2 separate regions of the Homo sapiens genome follow, and region 1 is linked to region 2. The links are chromatin loops, found by intact Hi-C in ENCODE. Cell type or tissue: HepG2. All regions are shown on one strand. Each heading gives the region's core, and the rest is flanking DNA. Links, peaks and the distances in the headings are about the cores only. Region 1 overlaps AIG1 (androgen induced 1). Region 2 has its middle 41 kb from the start of ADAT2.

Region 1 (5,388 bases), core at 336-5,335, 190 kb after region 2:
GACAACCTTCTGACTTCCAAGAAGTCTTTTACCTTTGTTCAAGAGACTTAATTTGATGATAGAAGTTCAGACAGTGAATTATCTTCTTTAGGACATGGGTGTCCAATCTTTTGGCTTCTCTGGGCCACATTGGAAGAAGAAGAATTGCCTTGGGTCACACATAAACTATACTAAACACTAACGATAGCTGATGAACTAAAAAAAAAAAAAAAAAAAAAGACAAAAACTCAATGTTTTAAGAAAGTTTATAAATTTGTGTTGGGTAGCATTCAAAGCTGTCCTGGGCTGCATGTCGGCTGCGGGCCACAGGTTGGACAAGCTTGCTTTAGGGCACTAGGTTCTTCATAAAAATAAGATCCTTGGTGGCCTGCCTTGACATCCCAGAGTTCCCTGAGAGAGGATGGGAATTAGCTACCCCTTGCTAACTCCATTCATTTTTAATGGCCACCTAAGTAGATTCTACACAATTTTCACAAAATTATGCTAATTCTGAGGCCTACCTATTTTAAATTCAATAAAAATTAACTGTCTATATTTTCACTTCCAAAAACACACACTGAGATGAAAGTCTGGTAAAAATATTTGCAGCAGCTAACAGAATTATTTGGGGAATTATGTAATGCAAAGAAAAAGATCTCTTGAATTAAAAAGTTAAGAAGAGGACGGGTGTGGTGGCTCAGGTCTGTAATCCCAGCACTTTGGGAGGCCAAGGCGGGTGGATCACGAGGTCAAGAGATCAAGACCATCCTGGCCAACACGGTGAAACCCCATCTCTACTAAAAAAAAAAATACAAAAATTAGCTGGGCACGGTGGGGCACGCCTGTAGTCGCAGCTACTTGGAGGCTGACGCAGGACAATTGCTTGAACCCTGGAGGCAGAAGTTGCAGTGAGCCGAGATCATCCCACTGCACTCCAGCCTGGTGACAGAGTGAGACTCCATCTCAAAAAAAAAAAAATATATATATATAGTTAAGAAGAATGGAATGTGTAACTGCCATTTTAAGGCAAGCCTGAACAGATGTGACTCTTGTCATTATACCTGAGCACTTTTGTAAGACAAACAAGTGGATAAATGTTGAAACAGAAGTCAGAGAACAATGATGACTGGTTTTCTCTATCATCATTACACAAGATTCACCGGCAATTACAAATGATCTCTTTGCAAATGAGCAGCTTTCTCTTAAAGAGATCTGGAGCAATTTTTTTTGTTTTTTAAATTTGCTAAAACCTATTCCCTTAGTCACAGATGTGCTATTTAAAAAAAGTATATGTGTTATTGACTATAAAACAATTATAAAAACAAATATGCCAAAAGAGAGAGTAGAGCCATCTTACATTAAAATATATACAAATTCGCCTCTAAAATTGAAACAGAAACAAGGGAAAAGCAAGACAAAGTTGCCCCATACAGTTTGGAGTTTGGGGACAGGCAGTCAATGAGACAAACTGTGTTTTCCAATACCTGAGTTGTAAGCAGGTTCTGACTTTTACTTTATGATATGTAAAATTCGCTTCTTGGAGCTACAGGGTTTTTTTTCTAATTATTAAATAAGCTGCCTCTTTTAGGCAAATAAAGCTAATAACATCAACATGAAGATGCAGGAAAAAGTCATTTGTAGTTTTAGAATCTTTACTGTCAATAATAGTAAAGACTTCAATCTCCTAGTTCTTAAACGAAGCAAAATAAATAAGAATACCTGCCTTATGTTTTACGAAGTTTTGCTTACTTAAAGATAAAGCAATGGCAGTATTTAATTATTGAAGGCAAAAATGACTTTCAGTCAGTCATTTATTCATTGTTCAACAAGCATTTTCTGAATTCCTCTCATGTGTGAATTATCTGAGGCAAAGAGGCTTGAACTGCCTCCCATTCCCCTTCCTTGTGGGATGTCTAAGACATGAACCTGATCAACTACAATATAAAAAAGAGAGGGATATGAATAAAACATTGTTAAGATAATTTAGGGTGGGGGAGAGCTTCTCACTGGGCAGACAAGGGAAGCCTTTCTGGAAGAGGCCACACTTCAGCAGAAAGGACAGTGGATTTGAACAGGCAGAGACAGGAGGGAAGACTCCAGCAGTCAGGGAAGGCAAGGCTGTTGGGAAATGGTAGAGTTTGCCAAGAACCTGGTATAGACAAAGGACAGTGCTTGGAATTAAGTCGGAGGAAAGCTACTGGACTCCAAGCAGGAAGACTTTTAAATACCATGCTGTAGAGTTTTAACTTTATTAAGCGGGCAATGGGCACTCATTAAGGGGTCTTGAGGCAGAGAATGGTTTAAGAGATGTGGTTTCAGAAGATTAATCTGGCAAACGTACATGGAATCTATTAGACGGGAAAAATGGAAGGCAAGGAACCTGGTTGGGAGAACATTACAATGGTCTTAATGTCAGGGACTGAGGACAGCTGTAGGGGTAGGAGGGATGGAAACCACAGGCAGATTCAGAAAATACTGAAGACAAACATTGTTATAACAGGAAGGAAGGGAAAGGGAACATGTATTTATTGAGGACCTACTACATTACTCATAGCACTAAACACGTAGAATGAACACACATCCTGTTTTGCTTGGTGCAGCTTAAGATTTTGTCTTTTTTGGAGGGTCATGGAATAATTATTAACAATAGCCACATTCACTGTCAATATGCTCTGGTTTGGATAATACATTACACAACCAAATTTTAATATACTTTTCTTCTCTTATTTCTCCAAACAATTCTCTGTTTACAAATGAAGAAGCTGAAGATCTGAGAAGTGAGTTGCCTAATGGCACTTGACCAAGAGGTGGCCAACCTGGATTTGAATCCAGACCCACATAGTTCCAAACCCCAGAACCTCCTACTATTCCTGGTTTCCTGCCCTCAACTTAATGGCAGGTCATGGGTGGGAAATGCCCATTAAAGGAAATAGGGATGTTGGGAAGAGGAAAGGGAGGGTAAAAGATGAGGAGTTCCGGTTTGGATGTGTGGTCTTAAGGCGCTGGAAAGACATTGAAGCAGTTGGTGACATTGGCTACAACTCAGGAGCGAAATCACCCTCTAGTTACAGATTTGTGTGCCTTCCAAATCAACAGATGCAGGAGTTGAAACCCTGGGACCGGATGACATCACCAAGCACGAGACTGCAGGACAAAGGTCACAGCTCAGATTCCTGCAGTGGCCAGGCACGTAACACAGAAGAGGCAGGGCAGGCAGGAGACGTTCGGGAGGAGGAGGAGGTCTTATGAGGGCTATCATAATTTCCCCTAAAAATTATTTGCAATTTTAAAATCAACACTACAGCCCTTATGATGGTAGTCTATTTCTTAATTAAAGCTGGTGACTAGACTGATTTCCAGTAATTTAATTTAAAATAAATCACAATTTATTTATAAAAAATAGTTATTCTGTTAAAAAGAAGGCTCATTGATAGAACAGAACATTATAAATTGTAGTTATTCAATTTTTGTCCACCTTTTCATCATAGAGGAACTTCAAGTGAGAGTCTGTTTAAAAAAATGCAATTAAATTTTTATCAAAATTACTAGCTACATTCAAGTACATTAAACCAAATTGCAGTGCATTTTCACTGTCTTAAAAACAGACAAATATAATTCAGACCCTGTTGCCGTAAGCATGAAGTGGGGCTGGGGAGGGAGATGGGAAGAGAGGGACAAAGACTTAGAGGGGACAGCATTTCAAAAAGCAACACCTCCAAATTTCAAATTATTTACATTTGAAAAAAAATTAATTCATTAACAAAAACTTGAGTTACTAGTCTTGTCCTTTTTTCAAACTTCCAATTGCAAGGTAATAAACACCTGTAGCCTTCACAGGCCTAAACCAATGGTTTGCAAACTTTCCTCAGTACCAGGAAACAAGGAAACAAACTTTCCTTGTTTACCTGGAGGACTCGTTACAGCACAGATTGGGAGGCCACATTTTGGAACGTTCTGATTTTGTAGGTCTGGGATGGATTGTGAGAATCTGCATCTCTAACCAGTTGCCAGTAGATGCTGATGCTGCTGGCACAGGGACTACACTTTGAGAATCACTGCTCAGCACACCAGTGGGTCTGCTAGACAGAGGCTGGCTGGCTTCTGCCTTTTTCAGAATTACTGTGGAGCACAAACATCCACCAAGGCTGTTTCTCATGGCACTCTGGAAAATGATTCAATGATACTGCTTCGAACAGAGGTCCAGCTTTTTGCCTCATTGTCTGTGTTCTGAATCCAACCTAGTTTAATATTTTGGAAAATGTTACCCTTTTCTGTACTGAGCAAAGTAAATATTTTGTCAGTTGTTAAGGATGAGCTGCAGAGTAAGACTTAAAGATGTATCCAAATTCAGCAGGAAGGCTTGGAGCTGCTTTGGAACTTTTTCCAGATTGTGATTTGTAATGTATTTCAGAAGCCAGCCGAAATACCAACCACTTGATCTATTAAGAAAAGGCTGAATGAACCTTTTCACAGGAGAATATATTTTTCCACACCAACTCTCTTTACACTTGGCAAAAAAAAAGAGAAAGGGGAGACAAAATGCTTTTCTGTCAATAGGATTTCATATGAGTATTGTCCTTCTATAAAGAAATTGGTAGCAGAGAGTTTTTAAACTGCCAGAAATTTTTAGCAATCCTCTAGTTTGTCAACTGCGAAAACTAAGGCCCAGGGAAGGTCAATGTCATTTGCTAGAAAACCAGACAGTGGCAGAGCTGAAATGAAATTCACAGGCTCTGGACTCTGGGGCCAGCACTTTTCTTATCACGCCACACTACTTCCCTTGCAATAAGAATCAGAACGAATTGACATAAAACAACAACAACAACAAAAAAAAAACCAGATACTACCAATGGTGCATTTCACACTGCCGTTCCCGATAATTCCTAACCCCATTAGTTACTGATGGCTTCACCTACTAGTGAGTGCTATGGGGGAACAGACAGAAGGGAGTCCTGGAGGGTCCTTTCCTGATGTTCCTTACTAACCAAGCATTTCCTGAAGAATCTTCCACTATGGTGCTTTGGGGTCTCTTTAACGTACTACGTGAGCTGAGACTACAGAAACATAATCCTCATTATGGTGAAATTCACATTCTGTCAAGGAAGGTTCACATGAGGTAAGGGATCTCAGAGATCACCAGGTTCATATATCTCATGTATAAATGAGGAATCAAAGCTCTCAGGAGTCGAGGAACTGCTGGGGTGTTCGCAGCCTATTAAAGTGCAGAGCTAAAGCCTGACCCCAGATCTCTTGCCCTGCAGCATGTTGCTATTTCTACCTTATCATCCTGTCGACTGTAGTACAGTGTGTTGATTTAAGCCAGAAAACTGCATGCTCCACTGTGAATCTAGATCCAAAAATACTGATCTGTTCAGCATCAAGAAAGAAATACAGTAATCACAACAGCTA
Region 2 (5,388 bases), core at 212-5,211:
AAAGGCTTGTAGTTAAGATAGAGTCAGATGTCCCCACCAGAGTCAGAAGTGGCAAAATGGAGAAGAAGATGATTATTCCTTGGAATTGTGTCAATAGGAAAGTAAGGATAATGCTAAGTTTAAAGGGACAGATAATTCTGGCAGAGAAACAGCAAGTATAGAGATAACTAAATAGCAAATATTTGGGAAAAGCTTAAAGGAGACATATGTACTTTTGAAAGAAAATCCAAAATAAAGGATATGCTGGAAGAACCTTCTAGACATGAGATTGAGAACCCAAGTGAGGGGGTGAATCTTGAGGAAGGATAGAGTCCCTGCTTGTTCAGAGGCTGGAGCATAGGGTGGATGAATGTTGAGATATCAGTACAATGATTTGGATGACACTTATTCTAGATATACCAGATCTTACCAATATAAGGTAGAAGTCACTGCCAAGGGAAGGAGTACAGTGTTGGATGAGGACTCAGAGGTGAAGGTGCTTTGGGATCTCTACTGTGGTCAGAGTACATAGGGATCAACAGGGAGTCAGTAAAAGATGACAAAACAGGCCAGGCGTGGTGGCTCACACCTGTAATCTCAGCACTTAGGGAGGTCAAGGCGGCCAGATGACTTGAGGTCAGGGGTTCAAGACAAGCCTGGCCAACATGCCTGGCCAATTTTTAGGAGAGATAAAACCCTGTCTCTACTAAAAATGCAAAAATTAGCTGGGCATGGTTGCACGCACTTGGGAGGCTGAAACACAAGAATCGCTTGAACCCAGGAGGCAGAGGTTGCAGTGAGCTGAGATCTGCCACTGCACTCCAGCCTGGGCAACAGAGTGAAACTCCATTTCAAAAAAAAAAAAAAAAAGATGGCAAAACAACATCTCTGTCTAAGTTAAAATTAGCATGAATTTCAGTTGCTTTTCCAAATGACTGGATGGAAACACTTTTTGGTTAATATTCAAAAGCTAGGGTTTCCAAAACTTTGGAGCAGATTATAAAGATAAGATAATTTATTCAGGAATTTAGCCTTTGTTCCTAGACTTAAAGGATTATTGGAAATATTTGGAAGACAGCAGGGTGGCATATTTTATTTGTGATATTTTGTGTCCCTTATATAAATGGAGACGTTGCCACAGAAGTGTCTTGATTTTATATCCTTTTCATAAAATAAATGCATTACTAGAAACACCAGACATTGCAGTGTTTTACTGAAATAGGATCCTGTTTAGCTATACTCACCCTTTTTCTATGCTTGCCCATTATTTTTCCTGGAGTTACCTCAAAAAATGGATTAAAGGAAAAAGCATGAACCTACAAGCAATCCTTAACCTCAAATATTTGATCTATGTCATCACATTTAAGTAGTTCAGAATCTGTTTGGAAAAGATAAATGCGAGACTTTGGCTTCTCTTTGCCCCTTTGAAAGAGTCAACATTGTTAAGGCTTATTATTAAGCCAGATTTTTCCCATGCCTAAGTCACCCAGCAGTGGCCCTTTCTCAGTCTGCCTAAGGCAATACACAAACAATTGTTTTGTTTTATGTCATAGTTCTGTTTCTGCAAACATTAAAAGGAAACCAAATGCTACTTGCTCCAAAAGAGGCCATGAATCACGTTTTAATAAAAATAATCACTCACTATTTATCTATTTTGTAAGTTTAAAATTTCATGTCCTGGATTTACTTACAATGAGCTATATCAAACCTTTAGAAACATAACCTATGGGGTATCTGCCTGTCGTTAAATAGGGCCTTCAATGCATAGTATATAGTTTGTTCAAGGAGAAGTGAACTAGTCATTGATGTGGCTCATTACAACAATCACAATAACAACTATTCATTAGTCTGTTTTCACACTGCTATAATGAAACACCGGAGACTGGATAATTTATAAACAAAGGAGGTTTAATTGACTCATGGTTCTGCATGGCTGGGGAGGCCTCAGGAAACTTACAATCATGGTGGAAGGGGAAGCAGGCACCCTCTTCACAAGGTAGCAGGAGAGAGTGAGTGCTTGTGAAGGACGAACTATCAAACAGTTATAAAACCATCAGATCTCATGAGAAGTCATGCACTATCATGAGAACAGCATGGGGAAACCACCCCCATGATTCAGTCATCTCCCACCAGGTCCCTCCCTCAACACGTGGGGATTATGGGGATTTCAATTCAAGATGAGATTTGGGTGGGGACACAGCCAAACCATATCAAACTATTATGAATTCTGCTGGTTGAGTTTGTAGTAAGTTCTTTACAAATATCATCCATTGAATATAAATAATCATAATATAAATATAGAGATAATTGCAATAAATAACGTAAAGTAGATATTATTATGATGACCCATTTTTCAGGTGAGGAAACTGAGGCTTAGGGAAATTAGGTAACTAGCCTGGCATCACACAATTAGTTAAGTTACAAGGTCAGAGTCGAATCCACATCTGGATGGTTCCAAAGCCCGCAGATTCACCATGCATTGCTATTTTTTTTTTTTTTTTTTGAGACGGAGTCTCACTCTATTGCCCAGGCTGGAGCACAGTGGCTCGGTCTAGGCTCACTGCAAGCTCCGCCTCCCTGGTTCACGCCATTCCCCTGCCTCAGCCTCTGGGGTAGGTGGGACTACAGGCGCCACCATGTCCGGCTAATTAATTTTTTGTATTTTTAGTAGAGACGGGGTTTCACCGTGTTAGCCAGGATGGTCTCAATCTCCTGACCTCGTGATCCGCACGCCTCGGCCTCCCAAAGTGCTGGGATTACAGGCGTGAGCCACTGCACCCGGCCCTGATGTGCTGCCGTTTTATCTCTTCACTCCTACCACACGGTGGCCAGCAGTGTGCGGGAAAAAATTTAGTGCTGCTTTGTCCCAGCTGCTTGTTCAGACCACATGGTGCCTTAGTGAGCTCACAGCTCTGGCCTTGGCCTGGTGACCACCTCGATGTGACCCTCCTAAAGTAAACACTGCACACCTCAGGTCTCATGCTGCCCTGCTGATGAGTGGGCTCCTAATATGCTGAGTCATTCTCAATGCCCTTCTGCCAGTCTTGACTGCTTGCACTCCAGAGGGTTGCTTTTGGCTTGCTGGCCCTGGCTGCAATTTCTTCCTGCCAGCTTTGGCATGCCTACCAAAGGGTGTATTTCTTACTTGCCTGATGGCTGTGGTACAGCTCTGGGCCCAGAAAACCCATTAATTTTTAGTATTTATTGAGTATCTCCATCACCTCCCATGAGATCTCAGTCGCATCCTTGGAGAGGGGCCACTTCCAAATTTGTTTATTCTTTTTGTACTCTCAGCTCTAGAATATTCTTTAGGGCTGTCTTTACACCTTCATAGTTATTTCCCTGTTCATAATGAACTTCTCTATTCAAATTACTGCATGACTTGTGCCTCCTGGCTTGGATTCTTGACTGATACAAATTCCATTTTGGATTTCTTTCATCATCCCTGTTGATTTTGTCTATCTATATATCTTGAGCACATAAATCACTACTATGGTTGCCAAAAGTCAGAATTTTATAAGAAGGGTTACTCAGAAAAGAGTCACTCCTCTGCCCCCCACTATCCATTCTATCCTGCTCTCATTTTCCCATCCTTTCCAACCCAATTCTACCTATTTCTTGTATGTGACTAGGAGTCATTCCCTTCTCCTTGTATGTGACTAGGAGTCATTCCCTTCTCCTTATGTGTAACTAGTCATTAGTTTCTGGTTTATTTTTTCTCTATTTATTTTTGCACTATTGAGCAGATATGTGTATAATTTCTTATTTCCTTTTTTTCTTACACAAAAGATAGGCTTTTCTATTTTTTCACATTTTGCTTCTTTCAATTAACAGTATACCCTAGTAAGCACAGCATATCAGTTCATAGGCATCCCTTATCACTCATTTTTTATGGCTGCATAGTACTCCACTGAGTGTACTATAGTTTATTCACCTACTCTCTTAAGTATTCAAGCTCTTTCCAACCAATATCATAATAAATAACCTGTGTATATGTATTTTTGTACTTTTAGAGATGTATATTTAGGGTGGATTCCTAGAAGTAGGACTGCTTAGTTGAAAAGTAAGTGGATGAATCATTTTGTTAGTCATCACCAAATCCCCCTCTAAAAGGGTTGTGCCAATCTGTATTCCCACCAGCAATGCATGAGAGTACCTGTTTCCCTCTATTCTTGCCAACAGAATGTGTTGTCATACTTTTAAATTTTTCCTTATCTGATAGGTGAGAAATGCAATAGTTTTAACTTGCATGTCTTTAATTATGGGTTGTTTGAATATCTTCTCATAAGTTCAAATGCCATATATATGCTTTTAAATGAGTTGTCTGTTCATGTCTTTTTTTCTATTTTTCAGGTAGCTTTAATCATTTCCCTCGCTAAGAATTATTTGAATATTGAGGATATTAACCCCTTATCCATGTTATAAATTATACATATTTTTCCCTTTTGACTTTGTTTATGGTTCTCCTGCAATAAAAATGTTTTAATTATTTTATGTAGACACATTTATCAATATTTAATTTTTCTGGATTTTAAGTCCCTATATCAAGGTTAAAGAAAAATTCACCCATATTTGCTTCTTGTATTTGTACAGTTTAAATGTTTACATTTAGATCCCTGATCCATTTGGAGTTTATTCTTGTATATGGTATGCAGTACAGATTTTATCTTTTTCCAATGGCTACCGCATTGGAAATTTTCCCCACCTCTGCCCTAGCAATACCTGTTTAGGATACACCTACATTTCCATGTCTTGGGTCTCCTTGGGGACTTTTTATTCTATCCCACTGGCCTATTTTTCTATTCCTGTGGTCAGGCCCAGACTGTGTTAATAGAGGCTTTCTAGTATGTTTCAGTGTCTACCAGAGCATTTCTCTTCACAGTTGTTATTTTAATTGCTTTCCTGGCTATTCTTGCATGTTTACCTTTCCATATTCATGTTAATAACAACTCGTCCTTGATAGTTAATTTTATGTGATACCAAATTGAGGAAGCAATTCAGGGACCCAGAGATACATTCCCATTAACAATTAATAATTCAGCCAATGGGAGGTCATGCAGAGACCTGGGCCCCAGAAGAAGATTGAGGACAAAGCACCAGTAGCGCAGATTGGGGTGAAGAAAATTATAGAGGTAGGAGGCAAACCCCAGGTAAGTACCGTAACTGGAGTCACAGTTGGCTAGAACATCAAGATAAGAAGGTGAGAAGTGGTGGCCGTGCCCTGAAGAGAGGAAGGAACCATAGCCTTACACCATGGTGGGAAAGGGCCAGTAAAGATGATGTAGGAGCCCATTTGTACTAAGTCCTCAGGTGAAGTGAATTTACTTATTCATTAAGAAGAAAATATTCCCAGCCCTCTTTTCAAATAGTCAACAATATAGCTTTCAAGAGTGTTAAGTGTATTTATGC

Evidence for each region. A loop is a pair of places that touch in the nucleus more often than their neighbours do. Peaks named below come from ENCODE experiments on the same cell type or tissue, not always from the same donor. Only the 100,000 strongest peaks of a DNase experiment are listed, where the experiment ranks them.
Region 1: a loop joins it to region 2, with 4 times the contacts of the local background. A loop is called at or near these places in 26 of 110 quality-filtered maps.

Annotation. Positions count from the first base shown.
Region 1 is chr6:143,221,816-143,227,203 of GRCh38, reverse strand. The region is part of intron 3 of AIG1 (androgen induced 1); the gene reads right to left. Among named protein-coding and RNA genes, the nearest start is that of AIG1, 160 kb to the right of the region's middle. In HepG2, for the core only: no CTCF peak of the experiment used is centred there; a DNase peak (open chromatin) is centred at 3,113.
Region 2 is chr6:143,407,050-143,412,437 of GRCh38, reverse strand. No RefSeq gene overlaps it. Among named protein-coding and RNA genes, the nearest start is that of ADAT2, 41 kb to the left of the region's middle. In HepG2, for the core only: a CTCF peak has its summit at 2,819; DNase peaks (open chromatin) are centred at 1,397 and 2,897.